Linked DNA regions of Homo sapiens: region 2 is linked to region 1. A link is an interaction called in ENCODE POLR2A ChIA-PET data of the cell type or tissue named here. Cell type or tissue: A673. All regions are shown on one strand. Each heading gives the region's core, and the rest is flanking DNA. Links, peaks and the distances in the headings are about the cores only. Region 1 overlaps QRICH2 (glutamine rich 2). Region 2 overlaps RNF157 (ring finger protein 157).

The links. ChIA-PET counts read pairs that join two places held together with the same protein. Peaks named below come from ENCODE experiments on the same cell type or tissue, not always from the same donor. Only the 100,000 strongest peaks of a DNase experiment are listed, where the experiment ranks them.
Region 2: POLR2A ChIA-PET joins it to region 1 with 5 read pairs; 13 of 35 experiments call an interaction of 5 or more read pairs at or near these places.

Annotation. Positions count from the first base shown.
Region 1 is chr17:76,280,160-76,285,456 of GRCh38, reverse strand. It overlaps QRICH2 (glutamine rich 2), which reads left to right. Exons shown (of 19, transcript NM_001388453.1): 8 at 3,342-3,593; 9 at 4,504-4,626; 10 at 4,729-4,803; 11 at 5,006-5,170. Among named protein-coding and RNA genes, the nearest start is that of UBALD2, 17 kb to the right of the region's middle. In A673, for the core only: no CTCF peak of the experiment used is centred there; no DNase peak of the experiment used is centred there.
Region 2 is chr17:76,169,430-76,174,798 of GRCh38, reverse strand. It overlaps RNF157 (ring finger protein 157), which reads left to right. Exons shown (of 19, transcript NM_052916.3): 3 at 1,009-1,097. Among named protein-coding and RNA genes, the nearest start is that of FOXJ1, 31 kb to the right of the region's middle. In A673, for the core only: no CTCF peak of the experiment used is centred there; a DNase peak (open chromatin) is centred at 2,058.

The sequences.
Region 1 (5,297 bases), core at 298-5,297:
ATCTCTACTAAAAATACAGAAAATAGGCCAGGTGTGGTGGCTCACGCCTGTAATCCCAGCACTTTGGGAGGCCCAGACGGGTGGATCACGAGGTCAGGAGTTCGAGACCAGCCTGACCAACATGGTGAAACCCCGTCTCTACTAAAAAAATACAAAAATTAGCCGGGCGAGGTGGCACGTGCCTGTAATCCCAGCTACTCAGGAGGCTGGGGCAGGAGAATCACTTGAATCTGGGAGGCAGAGGTTGCAGTGAGCTGAGATCGCACCATGCACTCCAGGTTGGGTGAAAAAGCGAGACTCCATCTCAAAAACAACAACAACAACAACAACAGAAAATAGCTGGGTGTGGTGGTGCACACCTGTAATCCCACCTTCTCAGGAGGCTGAGGTAGGAGAATCACTTGAACCTGGGAGGCGGAGGTTGCAGTGAGCCATGATCGCGCCACTGGACGCCAGCCTGGGTGACAGCGAGACCCTGTCTCAAAAAAAAAAAAAAATTATAGCCACTTTAGTGGGTGTGAGGTGGGATCTCATTATAGTTTTGATGTGCGTTTCCCTAGTGACTAAAGATGCTGAGCATCTTTTCATGTGCTTTTTGGCCATTTGTATACTTTCTTTTTCATCTTTTTTTTTTTTCTTTGAGACGGAGTCTCACTCTGTTGTCAGGCTGGAGTGCAGTGGCGCAATCTCAGCTCACTGCAACCTCCGCCCTCTGAGTTCAAGTGATTCTCCTGCCTCAGCCTCCCAAGCAGCTGGGATTACAGGCGCCTGCCACTGCACCCGGCTAATTTTTTGTATTTTCAGTAGAGACGGGGTTTCACCTTCTTGGCCAGGCTGGTCTTGAACTCCTGACCTCGTGATCCACCCGCCTCGGTCTCCCAAAGTGCTGGGATTACAGGCGTGAGCCACCACGCCTGGCCTGTATACTTTCTTTAGAGATAAAATATACATATCCAAATCCTTCATCCATTTTTTCAGGTGAGTTATTTGTCATTTTATTGTTGAGTTGAAAGAGCTCTTTACATGTTCTGGATGCTACACTCTTATTTGATAGATGACTTGCAAATATTTTCTCCCATTCTGTGGGTCATCTTTTCATTTTCTTGACAGTGTCTGTCTTTAAGCCTTGCAATGCAATTCTTGGTCATTTTCTCACTAAGGATTGTCTGAATCAGGAGCAGCCCTCTGAGTGCTCACAGAAGAACCACCTAGGAAAAGCCACTGGGCCAAGCGGGTTCATGTCAGGAACCTCTTTGTGCATTTTTTTTTTTTTTTTTTTTTTTTTTTTGGAGACAGAGTTTTGCTCTGTTGCCCAGGCTGGAGTGCAGTGGCACCATCTCAGCTCACTGCATTCTCCACCTCCCGGGTTCAAGTGATTCTCCTATCTCAGACTCCTGGGTAGCTGGGACTACAGGTGCACACCGCCATGCCTGGGTAATTTTTTTGTATTTTTAGTAGATACAGGGTTTCACCACATTGGTCAGGCCGGTCTTGAACTCCTGACCTCAGGTCATTCACCTGCCTTGGCCTCCCAAAGTGCTAGGATTATAGGCATGAGCCACTGCACCCCGCTTTTTTTTTTGAGACAGAGTTTCGCTCTTGTTGCCCAGGCTGGAGTCCAATGGCATGATTTCAGCTCACTGCAACCTCCGTCTCCCAGGTTCAAGCAATTCTCCTGCCTCAGCCTCCCAAGTAGCTGAGACTACAGGCACCCACCAGCACACCTGGATAATTTTTGTATTTTTAGTAGAGATGGGGTTTCACCATGTTAGCCAGGCTGGTCTCAAACTCCTGACCTCAGGTGATCCACCCACCTTGGCCTCCCAAAGTGCTGGGATTACAGGCGTGAGCCACGTGCCTGGCCCGCTTTGTGCTTTGAGCCACATTCCAGGCTCCCAAGTTGCTGGAACTGTGGTGTGCCCCATGTCATGACCCCGGGCCAGGAGTCCTGCCTGAGGAGCAGCTGGGAGCGTTTAAGAGTCACCTGTCAGTCCAAGCTCATGTCTGGCTGTCCCAGGACCACACTCAGGAGACAATCCACTTCCTGTTGGGCTGGCCTAGCCTCCTTTTGCAGGCTTTTTTTGGAGGCCCCACTTCCACATGCCCCATCTTTAGCCACCTTGGCCTCCTGCCTTTCTCTGAACACACTCCTATTCTTTCCTGCTGTTCTTTACACAGATAGCTGCGGCTTAGTGTTAAGACTCCACTGAAATGCCCATTTTTCTAGGAGGCCTCTTCCTCTTTTCGAGAGAGAACTGGCCAGTCCTTCTGCATCCGGGGCCCTCGGAGGTACCTGCCTCCGGGCAGGCTCTTCTGGTTGTAAGTGGCAGCATCTCTGTGAGCCCAGGCAAGAGGATGCTGCCCTGGGGATGTGCAGCTGTAGGCCGTGGAGGAAAAGGGAACTTCCAGGCCATGGGGGCAGGCCAGGGTGGGCCACCCCACCTGTCCCTCTGCATCTGCTTTTGTGGGTACCTGTGTCCCTCTCCTTACCCATCCTCTCAGCCCCCACGTCACTCTCCCATTCCACTCTCAATCCACCTTGCTCTCCCTCGCGCTCTGCAGTGGCTGCCCCAGCCCTGCAGAGTCCTTTCTGTTCCATCACCCACTCCCCAGAGAGGAGCCCAGGTTGGCCCAGCCTCTCTTTTTGAGCCAAGCAACATGTCTCAGGTCTTTGGCCAGTTGAGGGACCGGCTGCCCTTGGATCAGCTGTCTACCTGGGAACTCTCATTTGGGGTGACGAATGGGGCCTGCGGGATGCAGAGGAGAACACCAGGGCAGCCTTCAAGGCACTTGCCCTGGAAGGGGTTTGCACCGCCCAGCCTTGGAGAGGCCCCTGGAGCAGTGTCAGCACCTGCCAAGTTCCTGTATCGTGAGTTATTTACATGCTAGGTGGATGGAGCATGTCCGTTCCCCATGGCATGTGAGCAGGAGCGTGTGCAAGCCCACCCCTCACAGCCCCAGAGCCTGGGGCGGGGCCTGTGTGTCATTACGGTCCTCTGTGTGTTTATGGCCCGGCTAACTGGCAGCAGCACTTTACGATTTAGCTAAAGAAGAGATGTTCTCATGCTGAGCTGGTGGGCTGGCTGGAGAAAGCTCCAGAGGCCTTCTTCTGGCAAGGGCTTGGTTCAGTGTTGACACTGTGTTCTCGGAGAACTCTCTCTACTCACCGTTTACTGGATAGATGCCCATGATGGCACATGCTCTGGGAGGCACTGAGGATGCAGCAACTGCCCAGGGCACGACAGGGGAGAGGCACACAGGCTAGGGGCAGTGCCAGCATGGGCAGAGCGTGGCCGTGACTGGCCTCACTGCCCTGCTGCTGCCGTCTCTCCTGCACGCAGTTGGACAAGCTCAGGATGATCATTGAGAGCATGCTGACCTCCTCCTCCACGCTCCTGTCCATGAGCATGGCCCCGCACAAGGCCCACACCTTGGCTCCTGGCCAGATCGACCCTGAGGCCACCTGTCCAGCCTGCAGCCTGGATGTGAGCCATCAGGTCAGCACGCTGGTGCGGCGCTATGAGCAACTCCAAGACATGGTCAACAGCCTGGCCGTCTCCCGACCCTCCAAGAAGGCCAAGCTCCAGAGACAGGTGGGGCTCTGCTCGCCTCCCTCCTGCTGCAACTGGACATGGCCCCACAGAGGAGGGCCACCCTGCTGCAGACCCACAGAAGTGGGGCGGGTGTTTGGGCCTCAAGGTCAGCTCTCCGTGGCGGAGCCCTTTAGCCAGATCCCACAAGAGTCCCTGGTCTTTCTGCAGGTCCACAGCGAGGGTAGCAGCAGAACTAGCTTTGGGGACAGGAGACCATGGGGAAGAGCTGGCTTGATGGGGTGGGACAGCACAGGCCGGCTGAGGACAGATCAGTGCCCTTCGCGTGCCCTGGAGACACAGGCCCAACTGTAGGAGATGTTGACTCCCTGGCACGCGAGTCTTCCAACCCCTTCTCAATTTCCCTAGAAAGGGCAGGCTTGCTGGTGGGGGCGGGCACAGCCACAAATCCTGGGTCCTGCCTCTTGGGCTGAGGAACTCAGATTTGGGCCAGGAGAGGAGGGGAGAATAAAGCCCACAGCCCAGCTCTCAAGTGCCCCGGGACAGCACATCACTCCTGAGCCTCCATCACCTCTAATGACCCCTGACCGGCAGGCCAGGGTCACAAGGCTAGTCCATGGGGATGTAGGTGACTGACGCTTGTGTCCTGTGGGGGTGGACACCCAGAAAGGGCAGACAGAGGGCCTCCCGCACTGTTAGTGGAAAATTGTTTTCCATTGTTTTTGAGACAGGGTCTCCCTATGTTGCCCAGGCTGTTCTTGAACTCCTGGGCTCAAGTGATCCTCTCGCCTCACCTCAGCTTCCCAAAGTGCCAGGACTACAGGCATGAGCCACCGCTCCCAGCCTTGCAGATGTTTTAAGGGCCAACTTACCTGGGGCAGCAATATTATGGCAGCAGGGGGTGGGATCGCGCCAGCAGCCTCCGAGAGCCTTCCCATCCCTCCTGCCGCAGGACGAGGAGCTGCTGGGCCGTGTGCAGAGTGCCATCCTGCAGGTGCAGGGTGACTGCGAGAAGCTCAACATCACCACCAGCAACCTCATCGAGGACCATCGGCAGAAACAGAAGGACATTGCTGTGAGCGGCCGCAGGGTGGCTGGGATGGGGCCGGGGCTCAATGTGGTGCCCTAGCCCCGCAGCTGCTGGCTCTTTTTTTCTCTGTTCACTTGGCCTCCCCAGATGCTGTACCAGGGTCTGGAGAAGCTCGAAAAGGAAAAGGCCAACAGGGAGCACCTGGAGATGGAGATCGATGTGGTGGGTGCCAGGCCCCAGGAGCCACGCTGTGTCCCAGGGCGGTCTCGCTGACTGTTCTTTGAGAGACTGAGTGGAGGGGAGCTGGCGAGACGAGTGTGGGCTCTCAGAAACCTGCCTGGTGATAGGGGTCGACACCCCCAGGGAATGGGGCCCCTCCATGGCCATCTCCCAGATGCGGGGACCTCTGTCTGTCTCTGGGCAGAAAGCCGACAAGAGTGCTCTGGCCACCAAAGTGAGCCGTGTCCAGTTTGATGCCACCACGGAGCAGCTGAACCACATGATGCAGGAGCTGGTGGCCAAGATGAGCGGGCAGGAGCAGGACTGGCAGAAGATGCTGGACAGGCTGCTCACAGAGATGGACAACAAGGTGAGGCAGGGGCATGGCGGGGCTCTCCATCCCACAGCCTTGCCCCCAGGATCGGGACAGCACCACCTTCTCCTGGGTCAGCCCCCTACCTGCTTCCTTAGAGGTCCCCTGGCCCCTCTTTCCCCGC
Region 2 (5,369 bases), core at 94-5,093, 110 kb after region 1:
TGCGTACATTAAGTCAGATGCACCTTAACTATGGTTTAACTATATTGTTTCCCAAGTAAAATAACCATATTCAATAAAAACCTGTGAGGGCACAATTTGATTATAACTTGGGTGTCCTGTTTTGTGATACCACACTATGGAGGTAGACTCTTCTTGAGCCAAGAGAACCACAGTTTTGCAAAGCTGCAGAGACCAGTAGGTTTTTTGGGAATTATATGTTAAAACATTTTGATTGCCCAAATAACATTTTAAAAATACCGGGAACATTTGAAATCATTCTTGATCCTCAGAAGGCAATTCCCAGTGAAATTTTTGGCTATTTCCCCTTTCTTTATCTCATCATTATCAACAACTCAGAACTTCAAATCCAAAGGTCTAAACGGGCAAAGGGGGAAGAAGCGGATGGTAAATGATGAAGACAACCATAAACCTTTGGTGACCCCAAAATAACTCTTGGCTCACATGTTAAAGAGCTCTGCTTTATATGATCAGCTGCAGGGGAAGTTTGTTCTTTACTGTTTGCAAACTTCAGCTCTGTACACATGATGGGGCCCTCTTTTATTTGCGGTCCCTAAACTCCTGGGATACCGCATGGCCTCACCGAAGGAAAGGGCTTGCAGGTCTGGTTCCCTGTCGTCTGAGGTCAGATGGAAAAGCCTTTTGTGATTAACTCGGCCACAGTGTGTCCTTTGGTATTTGGAACTTCAGCGGTTTTTTTTTTTATTATTAATTCTCCAGGTTTTGAACACTGACCGAAATAAGCTTCATATAATGGAAAAAGAAGATAAATCTGGCTCTTTGGGCCCCAAATTGCATCCCAGTTTTCCCGCTAGCTGTGACCTTGAGCAGGTTGACTCAGTATGTCGGAGTTTCAGTTTCCTCACTTAATTAGGAGAGTTGTGCCTTCCTGCCTCACCTCTTAGGGCTATTCTTGGCAAACTGTAAAGCGAGGGACAGCTGTGGGTCTTTTTAAACACACCACCTTCTCCTGCTTTGTTTCTGACACAGTTTCCTTACGCCGCCCCACCTCCCCAAGAACCCGTGAAGACTCTGAGAAGCCTGGTCAATATCCGAAAGGACACACTGAGGCTCGTCAAGTAAGTTCCCAGAGGCTGGGGCCAGGTCCCAGGCACCTTCCTTTGGGGAGGCTGGGGGCTGGGGGACAGACTTCCCAAGGAACTCATACAGCAGTTTCCGGCAGCCCCAGAGCTTGCTTCTCTGGGCCTCAGACAGGAGTGCGGGCGCTACTTTCTGCTGAGATCAGGCCGTCCACACCCATGTTGTTCAGCACTGGATGCAATCGTCTGTGTTTGTGAAAAACTTTCGCTTGCCTAGAAATGCTTAGTATCCTTATTTTATGGATATTTTTTAAAAGGGAAGAAGAATTATTAAGGGAAAATGGGAATTTTTGCAGCTACTCCAACAAGCCAATGTAAAAATGGGAAATTTGAACTTAGAATATCAAATCCTTTATTTTATTGCTATATTTTCTTTTTCTTTTCTTTTTTTTTTTGAGACGGAGTCTCGCTCTGTCACCCAGGCTGGAGTGCAGTGGCGCAATCTCGGCTCACTGCACGCTCCATCTCCAGGGTTCACGCCATTCTCCTGCCTCAGCCTCCCGAGTAGCTGGGACTACAGGCGCCCGCCACCACGTCCGGCTAATTTTTTGTATTTTTAATAGAGACGGGGTTTCACCATGTTAGCCAGGATGGTCTCGATCTCCTGACCTCGTGATCCACCTGCCTTGGCCTCCCAAAGTGCTGGGATTACAGGCGTGAGCCACCGCGCCCAGCCTTCTTTTTCTTTTTTATTCCCTATATCATGTGTCTGTTCTCTAAGGAACTCATAGTGCACTGGGTTGGTTGCTTAATCCTCATCATCAATGTTAATTATCGTCATTTGCCTTCTTGGTGCCATCCTTGAGACAGTGTAATTTTTAGTCTGATACATTCCCACTGCCCGCCACCCCTAGATGATATGTCTACCAAGGCTGTCTGATTCTCTGGTGAAAAAATTTGGTTAGGGCAAATCAAGGTCCCAGATTTTTCTGAATAGGCAAGGAAGATGACTCAGAGACCATCTCATGCTTGTATAGAACAGCCTTATTAGCATTACAATGTTTCTGTCTGATATATATATATATATATTTGAGACAGAGTCTCGCCTTTTTTTTTTTTTTTTTTTTTTTTTTGAGATGGAGTTTTGCTCTTGTTGCCCAGGCTGGAGTGCAATGGCACGATCTCGGCTCACTGCGATCTCGGCTCACTGCAACCTCCACCTCCCAGGTTCAAGGGATTCTTCTGCCTTATCCTCCTAAGTAGCTGTGATTACAGGCATGCATCACCACGCCCGGTTAATTTTGTGTTTTTAGTAGAGACAGAGTTTCTCCATGTTGGTCAGGCTGGTCTTGAACTCCCAACCTCAGGTGATCTGCCCGTCTCAGCCTCCCAAAGTGCTGGGATTACAGGCGTGAGCCACCGCACCTGGCCCAGAGTCTCACTTTGTCACCCAGGCTGCAGTACAGTGGCACGATCTCAGCTCACTGCAGCCTTAACTTCCCGGGCTCAAGCAGTCCTCCCAGCCCTAAGTAACCACTAATCTATTTTCTGTTTCTCTCTCTTAATTTTTTATATTTTATTTGTCCCTGAAGTTTCTGCTGGTTCCCCAGCTATGCTTCTCTCCACCCCAGGGTCAACTCTGGGGAGGAGAGATTCAAGGAGGTACCTGTCTGCTGCAGAACAGTCCCCCGACCTGACCCAGGGGAGTTCATCCAGCAGCAGAGCAGACTAACGAGGCCTCTGGGGCCTGCCATTGCCAGCTACTCTGTCCACTTGGTTTCTCTCATCACATATGGCACATTCACACATTTGATGGAGACCATTCAAGGGCCTGAGCTGCTGTGAGGTCATAGCCTCTGCCGTGGCAGCCTGGCTGCAGCTCTAGAATAGGATGAAGCAGCTGTCATGCGCTAGAAGAACCAGACTTGGAAGCAGCAGAGCAGTTTGCCTCCCAGGTCCACAGATGCTTGCTTGAATGAGTGTCTGAGCTTCAGGTTCTTTTATCTGTAAAATGGTGATAATCAACTTTACCTTTCATGGTGGTTGTCAAAATTAAGGTAACAGAAGGGAAAACACCTGGTGTTCAATAAATGTTAACTTGAAGGGTGTTCTTTGTTTTGTTTTTCTGTGATTATGGGAATAAATTCTGATTCTCGGATTTCCAGGTAAAGATGGAGGATTGAACACCTACTTTTGCTTCCTCTGAAAACCCCATTAAGTAATTATAAACATGTATTTAAAAGGCATAAATCTGGCCGGGCATGATGGCTCATGCATGTAATCCCAGCACTTTGGGAGACCAAGGCGGGCGGATCACCGAGGTCAGGAGTTCAAGACCAGCCTGGCCAACATGGTAAAAACCCGTCTCTACTAAAAATACAAAAATTAGCCAGACATGGTGGCACGCATCTGTAATCCTAGCTGCTCCGGAGGCTGAAGCAGGAGAATTGCTTGAACCCAGGAGACAGAGGTTGCAGTGAGCCGAGATTGTACCACTGCACTCCACTCTGGGTGACAGAGTGAGACTCCAACTAAAAAATAAAAAATAAGGCCCGGTGCAGTGGCTCATGCCTGTAATCCCAGCACTTTGGGAGGCCAAGGCGGGCGGATCACGAGGTCAGGAGATCGAGACCATCCTGGCTAACACAGTGAAACCCCGTCTCCACTAAAAATACAAAAAATTAGCCGGGCATGGTGGCAGGCACCTGTAATCCCAGCTATTTGGGAGGCTGAGGCAGGAGAATGATGTGAACCCGGGAGACAGAGGTTGCAGTGAGGCGAGATTGTGCCACTGCACTTCAGCCTGGGCGACAGAGTGAGACTCCATCTCAATAAAATAAATAAATAAAAAATTTTAAAAATTTCTTTAAAAAGGCATAAATCTGTAAATATTTGGAGAATGGGAAGAGAGCAACAGCAACAACATTTTAGAAGCTGGAAACACATAGTGAACGTTAAATGACTTAGTAGACCCAGGAAATCAGAATCCTGAACTAGCAGAAAGAAAAGCTGAGAATCACCCAATTTATACTGTGATATTATCCCCCAAAGGGTTCAGAAATTAGCAGTGCCAGGTCCCTCTAGAAGTTGAGGTGGGAGGCTAAAATGAAGAGGATTGGTAGAAAGTCTGCCTTCAAGGTAGGCAGATCCTCTCCCTTGTACCACACAGCCAGAACTACATTCCTACACCTTGGCCAAAGGCAGGCAGATGACTCTCCCTGGAAAGGTCAAAACAGAGAATCTCTGGACAAGAGAGACCCAGGCACAGCTAATGGCCAGTACTAAAAACAGGCTAACCAGCCTGGGCAATATGGTAAAGCCCTGTCTCTACAAGAAATACAAAAATTAGCCAAGCATGGTAGTGCACACCTGTAGTCCCAGCTACTTGGGAGGCTGAAGTGGGAGGATCACCTGGGCCTAGGGAGGTCAAGGCTGCAATGAGTCACGATCACAGCACTGCACTCCAGCCTGGGCAAGAGTGAGACCCTGTCTCAAAACAAAACAGCAGGTGAGTGGATCCTGGCATACTGGATGTTGAGCCCTCCAGCTGCCTCTCCATTCTGCCCCTAGAATGCTGGCAGCCAGGCCTTTGTCAAGAGAGAGGAAAACTGTTTTCTGGAAATTGGACCTGCCTGGATAGGAAAACCTAAGAGACTAGAGTTAGAGGTTCCTCAACAGATCCAGGTCAGCCCACAGTGAAGCCCAGGATCCCCAAGTCCTGCTGTGCACTCAGAGCTCTAATCAGCAGTTTAAATATCTTAAATACAAGCAGACAGCCACAGATTCTTAGATGTGTAAGGAATGCCTATAATAGGAAAGACAGTAGCAAAACAAACCAACATTTTAAAACAACCTAACTAGGCCAGGTGCGGTGGCTCACGCCTATAATCCCAGCACTTTGGGAAGGTGAGGCGGGTGGATCACTTGAGGTCAGGAGTTCGAGACCAGCCTGGCCAACATGGAGAAACCCCATCTCTACAAAAATACAAAAAAATTAGCTGGGCCTGGTGGCACACGCCTATAATCCCAGCTACTTGGGAGGCTGAGACGGGAGAATCACTTGAATCCAGGAGGCAGAGGTTGCAATGAGCCAAGATCGTGCCATTGCACTCCAGCCTGGGTGACAGATCAAGACTTCATCTCAAAAAAAAAAAAAAAAAACCTAACTAGGCCGGGTGTGGTGGCTCACACCTCTAATCCCAGACCTTTGGGAGGCCAAAACAGGAGGATCACTTAAGCCCAGGAGTTTGAGACCAGCCTGGGCAACATAGTGAGACCCCATCTCTATATAAAATAATAATAAAGTAAAAA